Regions from separate parts of the Mus musculus genome. Here region 2 is linked to region 1. The links are chromatin loops, found by intact Hi-C in ENCODE. Cell type or tissue: gastrocnemius. All regions are shown on one strand. Links, peaks and the distances in the headings refer to the core of each region. The heading gives the core; the rest is flanking DNA.

Region 1 (10,220 bases), core at 932-8,931:
CCTAAAAAGGTAGTCTGCAAAGTTCCTTGAGAAACACTACCTTCAAATGGGCTTGCTCTGTGTCTGTCAGCCCGGGCTGAGGGAATGGAGGAAGAGCAATATTGATAAACCAGTCAAAGTCAATACTTTTATACAAGATATTTACAAAGCAGTGCCACTTTTGCCAATTGCCAGGGTTCAATAGAGCACAGTAAGCCATTCTTCTTGTCAAACAATAGTGTCAGAGATTCAAACTATTGGAGCTGTCACTCTTTGGAAGGACTCACAGTAAAGTCACTGCAGCCCTAATTCCCTAGCTTTTCCTACTTGATGCTAGGTGCTAGTCCCAATGTCAGCACATAAGCACGTTTTTGTTTTGGTTGCAGTAGAGAGAAAAACCAAAGTCTTGGGCTAATTCATACAGAGATGGCACAGTCTTATCTCAGGCCTTGAAGGTCTCCTGGCTCTTCCCAAACATCAAAACTGCACTCAGCTATCACTCCAAAAAGATACGGGTCTATCTGAGGTCGCCGAAAGGTCTCGGGAAGGTAGGCTTCATAGAGTCGGTTTGCTTTTCCATTCCCCATCTCTTGCATGCACTGCAATGAAAGACAACGAAGAGACAGGAGGTGAGTCCAGGAGGTGCCCTCATCCAGCCCAGTCCTCCCACTGTGCAGATGAAGAGTCAGCTTCAGAGAGTGACACAAGCAAGGCTTAAACTTGTGGGTTCTGTTTCCCAACATTTGGTCCCCCCCACAGCTTTTTCCTCTCCACAGGTCTGTGCAGCCAGAAAAGGACATCTAATTCCCTGGGACTTGATAGCCTCTGATTCCCTCAGGTTTGGTTTGGTTTTGTTTCTAATTGAAAGCTGTGTCTAAAAGACACAAATAATTCAGGAATAATTCATTTGAAAACCCAAGCTACATTGCTATCCATCAGATTTCTACAAGACCAGCACTAACAGGTAGTATAAATTCTAAGTTAATACAAGTTTTTTCTTTTGGCAGTGCTGATACTAGAACTCGGGGCCTTGTACCTGGTAAACAACTGTTATACCACTGAGCTATACCCTCAGCCCTTCTAAACTTATACTTTTATCTAACTTACTTAGTTGTGTTATGAATAAGTGTATTTTCCATTTAGCATTTAAATAGTCCTCCATGCAGGTTAGTTTTAGTTGTCAGCTTGATACAATGCAGAATCACCCGGGAAAGGAGTGGCAGCTGAGGCGTTATGTAGACCTGACTGACCTGTGGGCATGACTGTGGAGAAGGGTCCTGATTGTTAATTGATGTAGGAAGACCCAGCCCGTTGTGGGCAGTACCATTCCCTAGGCAGAAGTCTCTGAACAGCACTAAGATAGGCGAAAGCCAGCAGAGAGCAGCATGGATTTGCTTCTCCCTCCTCTGCATGTTGTGTGATGGGACAAACTACTCAGATTCCTGCCTGGACTCACCCAGAATAGTAACCTATTGTAACCTAGAGCCTTCCTCATTTGTGTTGCTTTTGGTCAAGGTATTTTATCACAGCAATAGAAATGAAACTAGGAAAAAAATATGTCACTCACCATTTTAGAGCTATAATGGTCTGTAAGTACAGTCTGAGATCATTTCTAACACAATAAGACCTCTTCCAACACAAATGAAACAAAACCTCCTATTCCCACCATTAACTTTAGCAAGTGGTTTTCTTTATATCCTCCTTCCTTAATACCCCTCCCCCTCTCCCATACACACACACCAAAAAAAGGGAGGAAAAAAACCCTTCAAAAAAGGGTTTCAACATAGGAAAGAAAATAAAGAACAATTAGTTACACTAAAAGGCTCTTGGGTAGCATCAGTTTATGTATCACCACCAGGCCACCAAGCTGACAGGAAGCTAGATTTACACATGCATTTTAGCAACATAACATTATGCTAAAGCTGGAATCATAGCTCAGGGGCACAGCTTAGAGTTTCTGCCTAGTGTATGTGAGGCCCTCGCTCAATCTCTAAACAAGGAAGAAAATGAGTAGTCTATGGTTTGAAAGTTGGTTTGTTCTTTTTAATACTGGGGATCAAAACCAGCAAGCTTCCTACAGGTTAGGTGAACGCTCCCTCACTGGGCTATACCCTTAGCTCAGAAAGTGTTTTTTGTGGTTTTGTGTTTTAAATGGCTGCCTACATACATCTAAAACTACAAGTGTTGTATCGGTAACTGCCAAAGGTCCCACCATCTTAAAAGAATAATAATTTTACTAATAGAAAAACACACCTATAATCTCAGTTCTTGGGAGGCTAAGGTAAGTACAGAAAGAGTTAGAGGCTTGCTTGTCACAAAACAACAAGAAAAATAAAATTTTGCTGGGTACAGTGGCACATGCTCTTAATTCTAGCTCTCAGAGGGTAAAGCAAGGAGATCTCTATGAGTTCCAGGCCACCCAGTGAGACCCTGTCCCAAATAAGTAAATAAATACAATAAAAATTAGAATTTGACAAACGTGTTTGACAACTATTAAGTTTTCCTTCTCCTTTTTCTTCACCTTCATGATCAATTTAGCATTCAACCTGAAACTGCTCTTACATGGGTACAAGAGAAGCTGGCTAAAGGCTGTGCTGGTACCTGAATCTGTTCTTGAGTCCACTGGTCGAGGTTCACTGATTTTACCCTGGATATATGCACCCCCAAATTCCTGTGGATCCCAGCACACCGAATGCAGATGAACACCCCGATGTTCCAGGAGGCCCATCTCGGCCCTGTGGAGAGCGAGACAGGACAGATTATGAGAATGCTCGTCTGTGCTACTTAGATTATCAAGCAGCATTTTGGCTAAAACCAAATGAGATTTTACTGCAATTACCCTTTTTACTGACTTTATTCATTCCTGTAGATCAACATTTATTTGACTTTCAGCTTAAACTCTGAGTATACAGTACAGAGGTTCCCAGGGCAGTCACACCGCTGCATGGTGATCACCACTCTAAATCCAGAAGTTTTATCACTCAAATCCCAAACCTACTAGTAGGTACTCTGTATCCCTGCTCCCCACCGGCCCTTAGCGCCCAGTCCCTGGCAATCACAGGTCTACTTTCTGCCTAGGACTTGCCAGTTTCAGACATCTAATATACATGGAACTATGTAACGTGAAGGCACAAGACATGCTTTTAGTGTCTAATCAGTGCTAAAATACATGTCATAGTACTTTGTCACTTGTATGAAGAAAACTCCCAGGAGAGTGGTGGAAAGCCACATCTAAGTCTCTCTAACCTGGCACCTTACACCAACAGTGGAAGATGCTGTAAAGGTGAGGGGCCTGGATTCAGCTTTCTTCCTAGGAAAAAGGATACATGCATTGCAGGCCAGCCAGGCTCATGCTGAAACTGAAAACGCTGGTATCCTCTCCTTCCTCCAGCCTATAAAATATGCATCCACATTAACCTAACAAGATCCCTAAGCCGGGCTGATGTCCCTACTTTACCCAACTACAGAATTATCTAGATTCAGAATTGCCAGATAATGTAGTTACCTGAAAGCTTATTAGTACAAAGAGAAATCTCACACATGAGTTTAAAAAAAGGTATAGAATCTCCTATCCCCTGACAGTTCTCTTTACCCTAATAATACCTCCGCAAAATCTCCAAACTGTTTCTCATAATTTTATATGGGGGGAAAAAGACTTATATGACAGTTACCAAGACTGACTGAAAAATCTGACGTGGTTCCTTCTCCACCGTTCCTCAGAAACTAATGACATGGATTCAGCACAGTATCACAATTAGAGGTTGAAGTGATGCCAATGCTGCTGGCTTTCTACAGAGATTAGCAGGCCTGTGCTTGGAATAAGAAAGTTGCCCAGCCTGAGATATTTGACAGCAGTATTGATAAACAAATGCTAGAGTCTCGTGGGAACTCTTAGAAATCTGAATCCATAATTATTATTAGAAAGAGACTATTTTGATTCAGGTAAAGTCCATTATGGCAAAATACAGAATGACAGGAGGTGCAAGTCTTCCTCGTCACCACCAGGGGGTGCTCTCTGCTTGGAAGTTTATTGCTATTTTCACTGGTTCAGGTTTTTATCTTCTGAAAGATCTTCAATCTCTCTAGTCCCTAGCTGACTGCGCAGTCTCCCACAGACTCCGAGACACACAACGCCTCACATACTTGTTCCTGGTAGTGGGGTGTCATACAGCTGCAAAAGGAAAGAGCCAAACCAACGTGAAGGAGGTTTCTCATGGTGTGAATTTCTGGTTTTGTTTCTACCCTATGATCTTTACATTTTTTAATGGGATCAACCAAATAAATATCAATTATTTCATACTTCTTTGGCATTTTTTCTGTGTTCTAGATTCGAGAGTCTTGAAATCGAGATAGCTAAGATGAGGCCAGTGAGATAGCTCCACAGGTCATGGCACTTGCCACCGAGGCTGGTGACCTGAATACAATCCTAGAATCTACACAGAAGGACAGAATGAATTCTCACAAGCTGTCCTCTGGTCTCCACACATGCAATAGGACCCCACCACACAAACAACACAACACACACACAATGAATAAATATAAATAAGCAAGCAAACAAACTTAATAAAATTTTTGGAAAGAAGTTAGCTATGGAAGATTAGGCTATCTACATTCTGGGTCTAAGTCAAGAGAAAGCAGTCTACAGTCACCTAAGATACCAGCATCACTGTGGGATCTCCAGACACTTACAGTCTTAAAAGTCTTCCTGCCCTGAGTCTACACACTTGCAAAGACCCCAGAGTAGAAATACAGGCAACTACCTTTTCATAAGCAGCCAGGTGACAGCCTCCCTTCCTCTCCCACCCCCACAGTCTTCCCTCCCAGCATCCCTCCCACACTTCGCCAGTGAGATGGTGACACTTCTCATTTCTACCTTACTCGGTCTCTCTCCCTCACCTGACCTCCCTGAACCTGAGTCTAAACCAATGACCTCATGCATTCCAGGCTAAAGCTCAACCACAGCCCTTCAACCTGAGTTCTCTTTCAGTTTTGAGCAACTAGACTTATAACAGTCACCAACTACACAACCCATAAGAGTCCGTGAAACCAAGGAAGAAAAAAAAAGTTACTTATGGGCTAGGAGTGGAGCTCAGTAGTAAAGCCCTTGCCTAATACGCTAGACTTTGGGCCTCAAGCTTCAACACGTTCCCCTAGTTTATATGGCTGAAAATGTGGGGAAATGGTATAGTTATTAAAAGTATAGTCTGTGAAGTCAGAAAAGACTGCGGCTCCATCAGTGATTACCAATATGACCTTGAGAAACTTGTACTTCCCAGGCTTCAGTTTCTCCATCTATAAAATGTGTTTTATAACACCTACGTCAAATTGCCTAAACAGAGAGAACAACAATAAGTAGCGCCTGCACATAAGAACACGATACAGGAGGATTCCAGGACACACTTCCCATCAATCTCCACCGAAGGACCAGTAAACAGACTCACGCATGTCGCCCCAACGCTGTCCAATACTTCAGGATGTTGGGGGTGCTGTTTGTTGTGCTTTTTCCCATTTTGAGACAAGATCTCACTATGTAGCCGTCATTAACCTCTAACCTGTAGCAATTCCTCCTCCTCTGCTTCTGCAGGTGTGGGATTATAGGCCTGTACCAAGTCCTGGCTTTCTCCACTCCCTTTATTTTAAAATAAAATTTATTATATGTGTTTTATGAGATGCATGGTAAAATACACAAAAATGGTTACTACAGTAGAATGGAACCATTCAGTGATGCAAGAAACACAAAATTTTAAACAACTTTATTTCCTCCAAAATAGTCCAAAGCATATAACTTAACCGCCCTGGCTGCGATCCTCTGCACGCAATCCTTGTCCTTGTGCCAGCATGTGCTAGCACTCATACACAGATGTCCAAGCTGCCAGCTTGGATGGGGGATGCTCAGATTCCACAGTGCTTGACATCACTGCTGCAAGGCCTTGCAGCATCTGCTTACACCTGGTGATCCTGCAACTCTCCCAGAGACATCATCCTGAAACTAAGCCTGGAAAGAGGTGATGCAAAGTAATGTTCTCAACGGTTCTGGACGCAAAAGGAGTCTGCGGAGCACACGCCACAGGAGCTACAGCACAGGTTCTGGAGGTACTGCCTACTTCACACTGACAGGAGTCGTTCTGCGATGAAGAACTCATGAAAACAAAGAAAGCAGGTAGATTTGGTTGATCAATTTTAAAAAATCAAGTGTAAAATATATCCACCTAGTAAGGAAAAATCTGGGCTTATACACACTGCACACACACACTCTGATGCCTGAGAGCTGGTGGAAAGCATGCAAGCAATGTCCAGCTTGTACTCCACTCTGGACAGCACTAAACCCTGAATACCTGCTGCAGCCACTGCAGCTTGTCACTGACCCCATGCCCACCAGAGCTACCAGGGTTAACAGGGACGTGCGAAGCAAGAATCTCTTCATTTTCTGTCTAGCCCTATTCGGTGTACCCAGAAACTTCCTGAATCTATCCATTTCCTTTCTTTAAAAAAAGATTTATTTAGCCGGGCGGTGGTGGCGCACGCCTTTAATCCCAGCACTTGGGAGGCAGAGGCAGGTGGATTTCTGAGTTTGAGGCCAGCCTAGTCTACAGAGTGAGTTCCAGGACAGCCAGGGCTACACAGAGAAACCCTGTCTTCAAACAAACAAGCAAACAAACAAACAAACAAAAAGATTTATTTATTTTCATTTTATGTGTATGAGCGTTTTGCCTACATGTATTTAGGGATACTGTATGTGTGCCTGGTACCTGTGAAGGCCAGAAGAGGGTGCCCTTTTCCCTGGGACCCATCTTAGGGATGGTTGTAATCTACCATGTGGGTGCTGGGAACTAAACCTCAGTCCTCTACAAAAGCAGTAAGTGCTCCTAACCACTAAGTCATCTCTCCAGTCCCCCTCTGTTTTTTAAAGACAGGGTGTCTTTGTCACCCCAAACAGCTTTAAATTCACTGTGTAGTTAACGATGCTTCCCAAGTGCTGGTATCACATGTGTATACTACCACCCTAGGTTTTATGTGGTGGTATGCACCACACCCAGGCCTCTGTGACTGCTAGGCAAGCACTCCATCAAATGAACTACCCTCTGCTCCAGAAGCTACGTCTACCTAGACCGTCTCATCTCTCACCTGCAAGCACTCATTCTCCTAGCAATATTATGCACTACCTAGGTAGGCCTAGGTACTAAGGATACAAAGGCAGAGCTTCTATCAGTCCTGGGCATTGAACCTAGCACCCCAGACAGACTGGACAAGTATTCTATCTCTAAGCTACACTACCAGACCAATAACAAATCGGCCCCCAGAATAATCTCTAAAATCCAAGTCTGTACAGGTCAGACTTCTGACTATCGTCTTCCATGGAGTTTCCTACATTGAGGTAAAAATGTAAACTGGTGTGAATGTCACGCATATGTGTTGTACATGTCTCCAAGGGCCTTTTAATTTATTATTACTCTTTTATTGTTTTGTTATTTTTGAGACAGATCTTGTTATATAGCCCTTGGTGGACTGGTACTTGCTGTGTAACACAAGCCTCTTGCCTTGGCTTCTTGAGTCCTGAGATTAGAGGTGTGTACCAACTACCTATCCTCCAAGGTCCTGTGTATCTTCCCATGGCTAGACTCAACCCAGCTTTCTCTCATGCCCTCAAGGCACCAGTCTGTCCTGTCTGAAGGCTTTGTACCTGCTGTTGCCAAAGCCCAAAGGCTTTCCCTGACCACCAGTCACCACTGTTCACATATCACACTGTTTCACATAACATGTTTTCTGCCTGTTGTGCTGGGTACAGCTCAGCAGCAGTGTCTGCCTCAGAGCTGGGAGGCCCGGGTTCCTTGGTTATAAATCTGCACTAGTTCATAGTCCTCCTGTCTCTTCCTTTTCATCTTACATCTTATTTTAGGAAATGTCAACTACACAAAAGCAGAGCATTATTAACCACCAGCTTCAGCGATTCCAGCCCACATCTCCATCCACAAACCTCATATCAAATAGATCAACTGAAAGAAGTATATAAACCCCAACACCTTTCTACCTGAGCATATCTCAGCCTACATCTTTAAAACAGTAGTGTTTTGGGCTTTTTTTTTTTAAGTGCTATGAGCTTGATCCTTTGTGTTTTCTAACTTATACTGTGCTTGTTGTTATGTACTTATGATTGTGATTGTTCCACATTTCTTCCTGCCAAACTATAAGTGTCACAAGAGTTGAAGTCACTCACTGTCATCCTTAGGGCATAGCATAGCTCCCTGCACATAGTATAGAAGCAGAATTTTTTTTAAAGCACATTTAAAGGTAAATAAATCCAGGGCTGAAGAGATAGCTCAGTGGTTAAGGTCACTGGCTGCTCTTCCAGAGGTCCTGAGTTCAATTCCCAGCATCCACATGGTGGCTCACAACCATGTGTAATGTAATGTGACCTGATGTCCTCTTCTGGTATGCTGGTATACATGCAGATAGAATACTCATATTCTAAAATATTCTAAAATAAATAAATGTATCAAGGGAAAAGCAGGTAGGATACAATTGTTAAACTGTTCATTACTGTTAGGCGTGCTGGCACATACCTGTATCCCAGTACCTGAATTCAGGGCCAGCCTGGGTTACATAGTGAGACCAGGCTCCCTCCCCCACTCCTCAAAAAAGTTTATTATTACATTTTCTATTTCTTTATTTAGGATTAAGAAACAAAACAAAACAAAACAAAAAACTAGGGTCTCAAACTTTAGCCCAACTGGCCGAGACCTCACAGGGCACTGCTGTGTCGGCCCCTCAGGTACTGACACTATGAGTCACTTTACCTGACTTAGTGTTGCTTTCTAAAAACTACAAACTATATTGGTAGACTACATAAAGGAATTATCAAATGTTTAGCTCTCTGCTTGATACAGAAATAGTTCTGTTCTGTTGAGTGTGGTAGTGCACACTTCTAATCCCAGTGTTGAGGCAGTGGATTTCTGGAAGTTCAAGGCCAGCCTGGTCTACTTAGTTCAAGATCAGAGCTACATTTGACCTTACTCAAAAAACAAAAAGGAAAGAAAAAAAATAAAGATGAGAACTACTTCTATGATACATTGAATTTTAAAATTCAGTATTAAAACCGTGTAAGAATCTATTCTAATATTGCTATCCAGGAAAAGTATCCAAAGTACACACTAAATAGCTCTGAGAAGTGGGATCAAATGTTTTCTTTTAACTCAGCCTATCAGTAAAAGGACACAGTAGTTTCAACATGCAGAGCAGTCACAGGAGAGGGATGGGCTAACTCTGATGAGGCGCCAGAGAACTGCACCCGTGAGGAGATGGTGGTTGTAGCACGCTCTGGAAAGAACTTTCTAACAATCAAGTTGTATGAAAACAAATGCAGCGTATTCAGAAACGGTTAAGTCCCACCAGGGGCAGAGGCTAGGATCAGCTCTCGGGAATGGCAGAGAATGAGCCTGTGTGGTAAAGTCAGTGACCAGGCGAACAGTGAAGCTTCCATCCTGTCCACTGTTAAAACTCTAGCAGATAATTTGGAGGTGATCTCTTTTCCTGTGATGAGAACTGCAGCTTGAGCCTCACACATGCTAGGCCAGGGCTCTACCACTGAGCTACCCTCCCCGCACTGTAGGTGAATTTGGGGAGGGGTGGAGGTGAGGGGCTCCTTTCCTATGTTAGTCCCTTTCTTGTCACTATGACATTGTCATTGTTTGTCAAGAACGTAACAATTTAGGGAGGAATGATTTATTCTGACTCACAGGTTCAGATTTTAGCCACCATGGTGAAAAGAAAACAGCACACTTCACCACAATGGTTAGGAAGGATAGAGGGAATGCTTGCACTAGACAGCCTCCATTCTATCTGGGCCCACAGCCTCTGGGACAGTGCTACACACATGCAGCGTCTCCCTTCTTTAGTTAATCTTCTCTAAGCTTTACTAATACCCTAGCTACTCCATTCAGACTGAGAAGATTAACTTCATGCTTCTTGACTATCATTCAATGGCTTTTAAAAATGCCAGATGTGGCTGTAAAATGGCTCAGCAGGTAAAGGCACTTGTTGCTAAGTCTGATGAGAAACCCACATAGTGGAAGGAGAGCTAACTTCTTCTAGTTGTCTTCTATCTTGATATGTGTGCCATGGCTTGTATGCACATGCATGTACATTGTGAATGTGTGTGTGAACAAGATTATAAATGCCAAGCAAAATTATCAAATTATAGACATATTAATTATTAATGGAACTAAAACAGTCAAATTCAGTTC
Region 2 (10,220 bases), core at 709-8,708, 54 kb after region 1:
CTCTCATTGTCAGGCTTATATTTGAAGGGAAATTCCTGTGGTGGGCAGAGCATAAGAAGGAGTTCAAGGTCTGGGAATTTTCATCCTGGAGATGATATCAACTATCTTCCTCCTCCTCTTTTTCTTCTTCCTCCATTTTGAGATAAGGTCTCCTATGTAGCCCTGGCTGGCCTGAAACTCACTATATTCAGCCTAGGCTGGCCTGCAACTCACAGGGGTTCCTTGCTTCTGCCTGGAGAGTGCTGGGATTCAAAGTGTCAGCAACTATGCTTCAACTTTTTGCAGGGGGCGGGGGGGGGGGGTTAGGAGGGCAGTTAGGATCTCATGATTCCTAGATTGACCTTTAACATTGCTGCATATTCAAGACTGGCCTTGAACTATTGAGTCTTTTTTTTTTTAAGATAAACTACTTTATTGAAACTTTAACAGTTTTTAAAAATATTTTTAAAGATTCATGTATTTATTATATGTAAGTACACTGTAGCTGTCTTCAGACACTCCAGAAGAGGGAGCCAGATCTCGTTACGGATGGTTGTTTTTGTTTGTTTGGTTTTTGGTTTTTTGAGACAGGGTTTCTCTGTGTAGCCCTGGCTGTCCTGGAACTCACTTTGTAGACCAGGCTGGCCTTGAACTCAGAAATCCACTTGCCTCTGCTTCCCAAGTGCTGGGATTAAAGGCGTGCGCCACCACCGCCCGTTACGGATGGTTGTGAGCCACCATGTGGTTGCTGGGATTTGAACTCCGAACCTTTGGAAGAGCAGTCGGGTGCTCTTACCCACTGAGCCATCTCACCAGCCCAATTCTTTTTTATGTATATAACATTTTATTTATTTTGTGTGACATAATTTAAAATTATTATTTTATTTTATGTGTATGTACCATGCCTGCATGTATGTCTGTGTTTCACCTGGGTACCTGGTGCCCTAATAGATTAGAAGAGGGCATCCAACCCTGGAACTGGAGTTATGTGGGGAGCGGGTGTGGCGGCAGTCCCAAAGGCGCCAGGGACTGCAGCTAAGTCATATGACTTGCACCTGACTTCCTCATATAAGACACAAACATCTTGAGTGCTGCGAAGGTGTACCAGGATACAGGTGAATCCAATTTGGTGGAGATTTGCCCCTGCTGCCCTGATTAGCTGAAGCTGCGTGCCTGGTGAGGGGGCATGGCCTGCGGTGCGTGGATGAGAGAGAGTATAAAAAGGAGTGAGAGGCCCAGGGTTCGGGGGAGATATAAAAACAAGGGAGATATATAAACAAGGGAGATATAAAAACAAGGGAGATATAAAAACAAGGGAGATATAAACAAGGGAGATGTAAAAACAAGGGAGATATATAAACAAGGGAGATATAAAGAAAGAAGAAACAGGACTGAATAAACGTGTGCAGAAGGATCCTGCTGTGGCGTCGTTCTTGCTGGCGAGTTGGGGGCGCGCTCAACAGAGTTAGAAATGGTTATAGGCTGATATGTGGGTACTTGGTCCTCTGCAAGTGCAGCTGGTGCTCTTAACCACTGAGCCATCTCCCCGGCTTCATAACATACTTAAGAAAAGGAAATGTGGAGGGTGATTTTTACACGTGTTTATGTGTTTTGTGTATGTGCATGTGCTTATATGTTCACTGCATGTTTGCTGTTGCCCATGGAAGCCAGAAGAGAGCATTGGATTCTATGGAACAGGAGGTACAGGTAGTTGGGAGCCATCTGATGTGGGATGCAAATCCCCAAATTCTACAAAAGTAAGGAGTGCTTTTATCTGTGGAGCCATCTGTCCAGGCCTCCTCCTTGGCCAGGTCACTTGATTTGCTTGTGGTCAAGTTTCCATACTGGAGGCCAGTTGGATACCAAGAGCAAATGATACTGAGGGTCACAGCGCACTGCTGTCACATTAAGCAGCTGCCACCATCAGCTCCTTCAATCTTCAAGCAAATTCTTTAAGATAGGGACCATGTTGTTCCCAGTTACAGAGGAGGAAACTAAGACTTCATTTATGTCATGGAGGTGTCTGTGGTCATAACTGTGGTTAGTGGCTGCATGAGATCCACTGCCCTTAGCCAGTGAGTGGAAGAGAAGGAGAGGAGAAAGGGGCTCTGGACCGAGGTGACCAGACAGGTGGGTTTGGGGTGTTACTGAATAAAGTGGTGGCTGTTTCCATGAACTTGGGAGGTCAGTTGAAAGGGGGTGAGGGAGAAGTCTCTCCCAGTCCAGGAGACAGCAGCATGCAGGTGCCGCTGAGGAGAAAGACAATCGTGTCACTTGGCTGACAGTGGACCTCACACATGCAGGTGGTTCCACACGGTTAGATAGCCCAGGTCCATTTTAGTTTGTGTGACTATGCATTGTGGTGTTTGATAGTCTAAGGGACACTTTTCATAGAACATGTACTCCTCCTTAATATGTAATTGTAGGGATCTGGAGAGATGGCTCCCTGCTGAAGAGCTCGTGCTCTTCTTGCAAAAACCCAGGTTGTTGCCAGCACCCACGTAGGAGCTTACACCTTTCTACAACTCCAGTTCCAAGGATGTCTGGTCCCCCATGGGACAGGGTCATACCTGAGGGCAAAACACTCATTCGCATAGATAAAAACTTGTCTTCAAAGGATATAACTGTACAAGGTCACATGGGGTGGATGCCTGGTGGATGCTTGGGAGAGAAGACGTGAAGGACTGGCATTGCCAAGGGCAGATCCAAATGCTAACAGGATGCCTCAAGGATGGAAGATGTTCGGATCGCACTGGTCGATGGAAGCAGGGAGGCGAGAGGAAAGGGAAATTTAGAGGCCACAGACAACTCTAATGGAATTGATGGTGGAGGGGGAGAGAAGAGGCAGATGGGGAATTCCCGAGGTGGCAGATTCAAGAAAGATGTTGGTGTGTTTTAATATGGCAGGGACCTGATTGTTTGTGGAGAGGACTGAGCCAATTTAGAAAAGATGGAGTTGGTGGAGTCCTGGCCAGGTCTCCAGAACCTGAGATGGTTGAGGCTCTGGAGGATAAAGGACCCAGACAAGCTTGCCCGGGGAAAGGATGGGGCTGAGGGCCAGGAGGAAGGCTTTGATCTTGGAGGCAAGGAGGAAAGGGACTTCGAATGGACTTCTGCTCTTCACACAGAAAGTAGTCCCGTACCCCGAGATGCCCCCGGGACTTCCCAGCTGGGGCGTCTGGTCAAACTCAGAATGCAGACCCAGGGTGGGCACAGAAGATCCGCCCCTGACCGGGCGGAGCTGGACAGTTCCTCCCCACAGTGCTCTCAGGTGACAGGCCTGCAGGTCCCCGCCCCGGCCCGTCTAGCTGCGTTTTCGGGAGATCCAGTCCGAGGCTCCGAAAGCAGCCCCCGCCATCGGTGCTTGGACCCCCGCTCCAGAACCCGCTGTTCGCCATGACCGCCGTGCCCGCGCCCCGCAGCCTGTTCGTTCTCCTCCAGGTGCTGTGGCTCGCCCTGGCTCAGATCGTAAGTCCTGTCACTTCTCTGTCTCCGCCGTCCCTGGTGCAGAGCCTGGGTTTAGGATCCTGGAGTCTTTAGGACCTGTTCTAGTCTGTCCCTAGCCTGAGGGGCAGCTGAGGACAGAGCCGCTGGGGTGATGCATACCCGGCAAACCGCTCGCGGTGAAGGGAGATTGACTAGTCCGGGAACCAGAGGGACCTTGCCTCGGGATGCTTGGCCTTGCCTGGGACAGGCAGCGTCGAGCAGGAGATGGCGCGGGGGCCTGGCAGTGGAGAGAGCCCAGGTGGTGCGGAGACAATGGTGGCTATTCAGTCGACAGCGGAGCCTCCGCCCCCGGAGTCTCCTAAGGGACCCAGGCTCCAGCCAGACTTCCCTGTCGCCCCAATATGTCCGTTTCCTGACTGTGGGCTTCTGCCTCACTTCGCAGGGACAGCTGGGCCCTAGGAAAGAGATGCCCGGTTTAGGACCAAATGGGGATGCTGGGCCCGCTCACCAAGCAGTGCTAGTGTAGGGGTACAGTTCGCCTGTGAGGCGCCAGCCTGGCACATCTTAACCTGGGGAGGGCACCTGGCGCCAGCATCTGGCACGCGTGGACTTCCTGAGTCGGGGCTGGTTCGCTACCTTAGGGAGGATTGGGTGGGAAGAGTCCCAGCTTTCCTTCTTCTCTGAGGTCTCTTTACCTGCACCAGGGACGAGGGAGAGGTGCCAGTTCACCGCTATACCTGTTGTTGGTTAGAAAACAGCAATAGTTCGAACGGCCATCGTTGGCTAGGTGCCATCTTGCACATCATCTGTGATTTGAGCAAATGATGTCTTCATCTATTTCCTATCGTGACAGTGCAAAGACCGTGTGACCCAGGGGAAGAAGCCAGCCAACCTAGGGTGTAATCACGGTTTCAGCATTCACTTGCAGTGATCACGAGCCTTGAGTCTTTTTGTGTTTCCTCACCCTCTGCTTGTCACCCCTAATAGTACCCCCCCCCGAGTTCTGAGTAGTTCATAAAGTAACAGAGCATAATGGCACACAGTGCCTGACACACAGTAGCTGCTCAACAAACTCCCCATGAAGCACCATCTCCTTGGGGAGATGCTGCCCTAGTCACCTTTGCTCTCGGGGTCTCCAGCAGCCCCTGGGAGCCCAGTTCTGCGTACTGTCTGAGGGCTGCACTCTTGTGTATTTTCAGAGAGGTCCACCAGGGGAGCCGGGTCCTCCAGGGCCACCAGGGCCACCAGGAGTGCCTGGTTCAGATGGCATCGACGTGAGTATCTAACTTCAGACTTGAGAGGAAGCAGGGCTATCCACAAAGGAGAACTTTATGAGCGCAGGGGTGGGGATGCCTGGAAGTTTAGCGCCCCCTGTTGCCAGCAGGCGGTGCCTGCAGAGACCACAAGGAGTCTGTTTGTTCAGAGAAAACCCCAAACCAGCCTTGAAATGTGGGAGTCTGTCAAAACCACCCAGCAACAAGGGCCTGCTGTTCTGCTGTTGGCCTCGGCTCACAGCGTGTCCTTATCCCCCTCCCTCTCTTCCTCCTCTTCGTGCTGTCCCCTGACACACTACATGCCTCTTTAAGGTAGCTGGAGAACCTCGTGTAGACTGGCTGAGCAGCTTGGGACCACACTCCTGTCTCTCCCTTTTGCTTTTAGCTCCCCTGTTTAGAATCAGCTGGGCTTGTCTTCTGCTCTCCCAGTGTGCTGAGGGTTAACCACCTCATTCTGGAAGCTCCCCCAGGAGGTCGGCTGGATGTTTACGGTTTGGACAGACTTCTATTCAGTCTGGTGCCCCCACCCCCAAACGCAGGGCGCTGGGCCCCAGCCAGGCTCTTGCTGCAGGCTGCGGAATGCCTGGGGGCCTCTCTGGGGCTAAATCTGACTCCACGGCCCTGCCCGGCTCCTACCAAGGGTCCTTTGTCACACGGAAAAGAGACCTTTCTTAAGAACATTTTGAATCTACCCCCAAGTTGGCCCCCTTGATCCTTGCTCTGTCCTGAGTCTCTGGTTTTCCTGACTGAAAGCCACAGTCCCCTTTCAGATTTCTCTAAAAAGCTTTATTATTTATTTATTTATTTATTTATTTATTTTATTTTTGTCATTTGCTTTATTTCTCCCGGTTAACCAGAAACCCAGGGACTTCACAGCATACCTAGAATCTACTTGATTAAATGCCCCTCTCAGCTGGCTGGATTAGTGTTGATGCACTTTTATTTTGTTTTGTTTTAATTTAGTTTAATTTAATGTAGATAAGGTCTCTTTATGTAACCCTGGCTGTCCTGAAATTTGCTGTTAGACTAGGCTGGCCTTGAACTTACAGACTTATATATACCTCTAGAAGCCTCCTGAGTTCTGGAACTGAAGGCCTGCGTACAGCTGAATTTTGTTTTGAGCAAAGGGAGCTGTTTTTTAAAAAGTGCAAGTTTCAGCACAAAAGAGAGAGGAGAAAGCTCTTTGGGGCCACCCAGCCAGGCTTGTCCACACAATGTCTTAGGGAAGCATGTCTCACGGCTTGTGTCTTGCAGGGTGACAAGGGGCCTCCAGGTAAAGTTGGTCCTCCGGTGAGTACTTTTTTTTTTCTTTGACCTTTGATGGTTCCGCTACTTTCTCTCCTCTGACTAACATCTGTTCTGCTTCTAATTTCAAGGGATCCAAAGGAGAGCCTGGCAAACCTGGCCCAGATGGTCCAGATGGGAAACCTGGCATTGATGTGAGTACCCCAGGCTGGGAAGAGTCTGATTCTGCCTTTGTTCACACATGTTCTGGTCAGAAGGGTAGCAAGATGTCGGCTCTATAGCCAGTCAGGCCTCTTCATTTGATACAACCGTGACCTCACTCTTGTCTCATATCTACCCTGTTGGAAGCCTTGGATCTCCGGCAGCTAGGAGCCAGAGTGAGGCTTTGCTTTCTGCGAGGACCAGGATTGTCTGCAGGTGTGGGTGGAGACTTAGACTCACATTTCTGGCCTCTAGGAATTATACTGCCTTTCTGTGGCCTGTCCGCATCCCTCCCACCCCCCAGCTGTCACCCCAAACCCATTGCTTTGCTTTTCCATCTGCAGCTCTGGCACAGCTGGGGGGGGGGCACCATTACAGGGTCCCCAGGGACCTCAAAGCCACACATTCCTGAGGACAGTTTTAGGGAGGTGGGACTGGTTAATTAATGGGAGTACTCCTCACCCACACCCCACTGAGATTGTAAAGCTCACTGCCTCTTTCCCAGTGGCCCAGAGAGGTGGGTGTGTTCATTTATTTGCAAATGAGAAAATGATGAAGGCTTTCTGGAGTTACGAAGAGCAGACACGAGAGCACCTCACCAGTCCAGACTCTTGTCTGAGTACCTAGACTCCAACTATGAGGAGTGAGGCTGAGCCTGCAGGTGTTTGAGTCTTCATTTCTAGTCTCTCAAAGGAGGGCAATTGCCTTGAGACTGGAGCTCTGTGGCAGTGGGGCAGCATCACAATTAGGCACATCTGTAATTTCAGTACTCGAGGGTGGGGGTGGTGGGGTGGGTGGTGGGTGGGAAGGAGTCAGAAGTTCAAGGTCACCCTAGGGTACTCAGTGAACTGGGAGCTACTATCTCAACAACACAACAAAAGGATAATTGCAAGGCATGGTGGCACATGCTTTTAATCCCAGGACGGATCTCTTTGAGTTTGAGGCCAGCCTGGTCCATATAACAAGATCCAAGGCTAGCCTAGGCTGGACATAATGAGACTCTGTCTTAAAATAAATAAATAAATAAAAAGAATAATTGTTTTGCCTGCCTCCCTGGATTCCTAAGTAAACCAGAGAAAGAGAACGAGGAAGGTATGGTCCCCAGGCCTTCATCCGGTGTGGAAGCCTAAGGACTCCCCTAGACTCGCCTTGCCCTGTGCATTAAGGGCAGGCTGCACCTCAATGATCCTACCATCTCTCTCTTCCCCAGGGTTTAATGGGAGCCAAGGGAGAGCCTGGTCCCGTGGGGACCCCTGGAGTCAAGGTGCGTGCTCACTGACGACACACTAAGGCCAGAGCTTGGAGGAGCTACAGGAGAGGGAAGTATGGATTCTAGAAGGCTCTAGCCGCTGACTTCTCTCTCATTACTCCTGCAGGGCCAGCCTGGGCTCCCAGGGCCCCCTGGCCTGCCGGTGAGTGCCATGCACAAGGGGGTGGAGAGGCCCTCTAGGGGTTGGGAGGACTTGCAGAGGGGAGCCATTAATCTGATTTCCTCTTCCTCCGTCACAGGGCCCTGGTTTTGCTGGACCTCCCGTAAGTTCTGAGGGGCAGGGTACTCAGAGACTGGGGAAAGAGGGCAGTCCTCATCATGAGAAATGACCAGCATGTTGTGTTGGTGTCAAGAGTGGGCCAGTGTGAGTCTGGGATAGCCTGGTCCTTACAGCCTCATAAGCTCTGTCTGCTGGGAGTTGTTTAAGTAGTCACAGTGAAGAAACTTTTGTCCCTACCTTTCCATCTAAGGTGGCTGACCTTGTGAGGCATCTGGGACAGCCATCTCTTTGCCCCACAGGGACCCCCTGGACCTGTTGGCCTCCCTGGTGAGATTGGAACCCCAGGCCCCAAGGTGAGCCTCTGTCACCCTTTAACTCTGCCCCTTGCCGTGCACACCTAAGCTGGCAGTCTGGGTCAGGCTTTCTGGGAGTTTCCGGCCCACGAAGAACTCTTCCAGGCTTGGGGCAGAACCTCTCCTGCTGAACCCGGGATTGTGGCAAGTCTTCTTGGGAGGCTCAGGGCTGGTGCTGCCCGCTAGTTTCCTGGATCTCCTTACTGTGGCAGCTTTCTGGGGGTGCCCTAAAGAGTGGTGTGGATGGGACAGTGCTAGGAAGTGGGACGGGGGGGGGGGAGAGAAAGGACAAACGAGGTCCCAGCAGGATGAAATTTGGGCTCTTCTTGCCTCCAGGGGGATCCAGGACCAGAGGGACCATCAGGGCCCCCAGGGCCCCCTGGGAAACCAGTAAGTGTCTTCAACTCTCTTGAATTGGCTACATGTTCCTGAGGAAGTGGCTTGCCGTGGGGATGGATCAGGTCAGGTCTCATCCTTATCACATCTCCTCTCAGGGCCGACCAGGAACCATCCAGGGCTTGGAAGGGAGTGCGGATTTCTTGGTGAGAAATGGGGTCTGGAGAAATTGACAGGGGTTTTCCGTGAGAGACGGGAGGGGGTTTGGGGAAGCATTGCTCAGCTGGCCTTGACCAGCAAGAAACCTCAAGGCCTTATAGGATTTTCTTTCCAGTGTCCAACCAACTGTCCAGCTGGTGTGAAGGGTCCTCAGGGTTTGCAAGGAGTGAAGGTAAAAGGGTGGCTTTTCCCGGGAGGGAGGGTAGAGCAGGCACTTGGAGGGAGCCTGGGGCTGACGAATCCACTCTTCCTTTTAGGGTCATCCAGGCAAACGGGGGATTCTGGGTGATCCTGGTCGCCAGGGGAAGCCAGTGAGTATGAGAACTAAGGGCCAGGGATGAGGACAAGGATTAAAGGGAGACAATCCTACAGAGATCTGCCTCCTTCTTCATCCCTTCCTCTGTCCTATGGGTTCAAGGGGGCAGATCCCTGTGCTGAGGGGCAGGAGGCCACTGGGTCTCTTATTGAGTCCCTTTTTCATGTGGTGTGGGACTTCGTGGTTTCTAGTTGACCATTTCTGGTTGTCTGTGTTGGAAAGGTTGTTGATATCTGTTTGTCTTGTGTTCGCCTGTTAGTCTGACTGCTCTTCCTTGCTCTTAGGGTCCCAAGGGAGATGTGGGTGCCTCTGGAGAGCAAGGCATCCCTGGACCACCGGTAAGAAGCACCCCACTCTCATGCCCCCTATCATCTTGGGAGCCCTTTAATGCAACCATTCACCTGCTTTGGCCTCTAACTTCTAAAGATATCAGTGTCTGGCTGGGGTACTTGGATCCGTTGAAAGACAGGCTGGCTGTAGGAATAAGGAGGACAGGACCAAGGTTGCCCACCAGAAGGCCAGGCTAAGGTCCAGGCTTGCCACTGTTTCTTTAAATGCTCTGTTTCTTCTCTACATCTGAGCAGCTTTGTACTGTGCAGGAGATAGGGACACTCTGCCCATTTTAAAGGAGCATCGTGAGAGGTGGGATCAGAAAAGGCATAAGTGAGTTGGGCCTCGCAGCTGTCTCCACCGTCATTTGTTTGTTTGTTTGTTTGTTTTTGATAGGGCCCCCAAGGCATCAGGGGCTACCCGGGCATGGCAGGACCCAAGGGAGAGATGGTGAGTCTGTGGGGGCTGTGAAGGAGTTGCTGTGGCTTCTGGGATCTGAAGTCCATCTAGGACTGATCTGCAATCTTTCCTCTTCCCCAGGGTCCTCGTGGCTATAAAGGCATGGTGGGCTCCATCGGGGCTGCTGGGCCACCGGTAAGCCTGCTTCTGTCTCTAGGCCCTACAGTGGAGGTCTATGGCTTCAAACTGGGTGCTGGTCTTCATGGGCTCATGTGACTTAGGTTCTTGTCTTCACACCAGGGTGAAGAAGGCCCAAGAGGGCCACCAGGCCGAGCCGGTGAGAAGGGGGATGTGGTAAGTTCTCAGGCACCCCTTATCTGAACAGACCCCCTGAAGAGTACTGGAAAGGGATTGTCTCCATCCAAGGCTGGTGTGTGTGTGTGTGTGTGTGTGTGTGTGTGTGTGTACACATTGGCATTTATATATGTGCTTGTCAGTCTGGATGGGGGTGACTTCTGGGTATGGGGGTGTTCTCATGGTCTGTGGTGAAAACCCAGTCATTTTGCTTATGTTCAGACTTCACAAGAAGTCTTAGGATCCAATCTTGTAGCCACTGGGGTCAGACAATGAA

The links. Peaks named below come from ENCODE experiments on the same cell type or tissue, not always from the same donor. Only the 100,000 strongest peaks of a DNase experiment are listed, where the experiment ranks them.
Region 2: a loop joins it to region 1, with 5 times the contacts of the local background. A loop is called at or near these places in 18 of 42 quality-filtered maps.

Annotation. Positions count from the first base shown.
Region 1 is chr4:120,982,615-120,992,834 of GRCm38, forward strand. Smap2 (small ArfGAP 2) reads right to left here. Exons shown (of 10, transcript NM_133716.3): 2 at 2,581-2,714; 3 at 493-578. Among named protein-coding and RNA genes, the nearest start is that of Mir7015, 14 kb to the left of the region's middle. In gastrocnemius, for the core only: a CTCF peak has its summit at 3,977 (motif pointing right); DNase peaks (open chromatin) are centred at 4,025 and 5,847.
Region 2 is chr4:121,036,340-121,046,559 of GRCm38, forward strand. It overlaps Col9a2 (collagen, type IX, alpha 2), which reads left to right and starts at 3,227. Exons shown (of 32, transcript NM_007741.2): 1 at 3,227-3,447; 2 at 4,626-4,700; 3 at 5,955-5,990; 4 at 6,077-6,139; 5 at 7,357-7,410; 6 at 7,523-7,558; 7 at 7,656-7,679; 8 at 7,936-7,989; 9 at 8,326-8,379; 10 at 8,484-8,531; 11 at 8,660-8,716; 12 at 8,802-8,855; 13 at 9,145-9,198; 14 at 9,587-9,640; 2 more. The coding sequence starts at 3,376. In gastrocnemius, for the core only: a CTCF peak has its summit at 4,794 (motif pointing left); DNase peaks (open chromatin) are centred at 3,220, 3,709, 4,071, 4,783 and 1 more place; H3K4me3 peaks cover 1,034 bases; H3K27ac peaks cover 313 bases.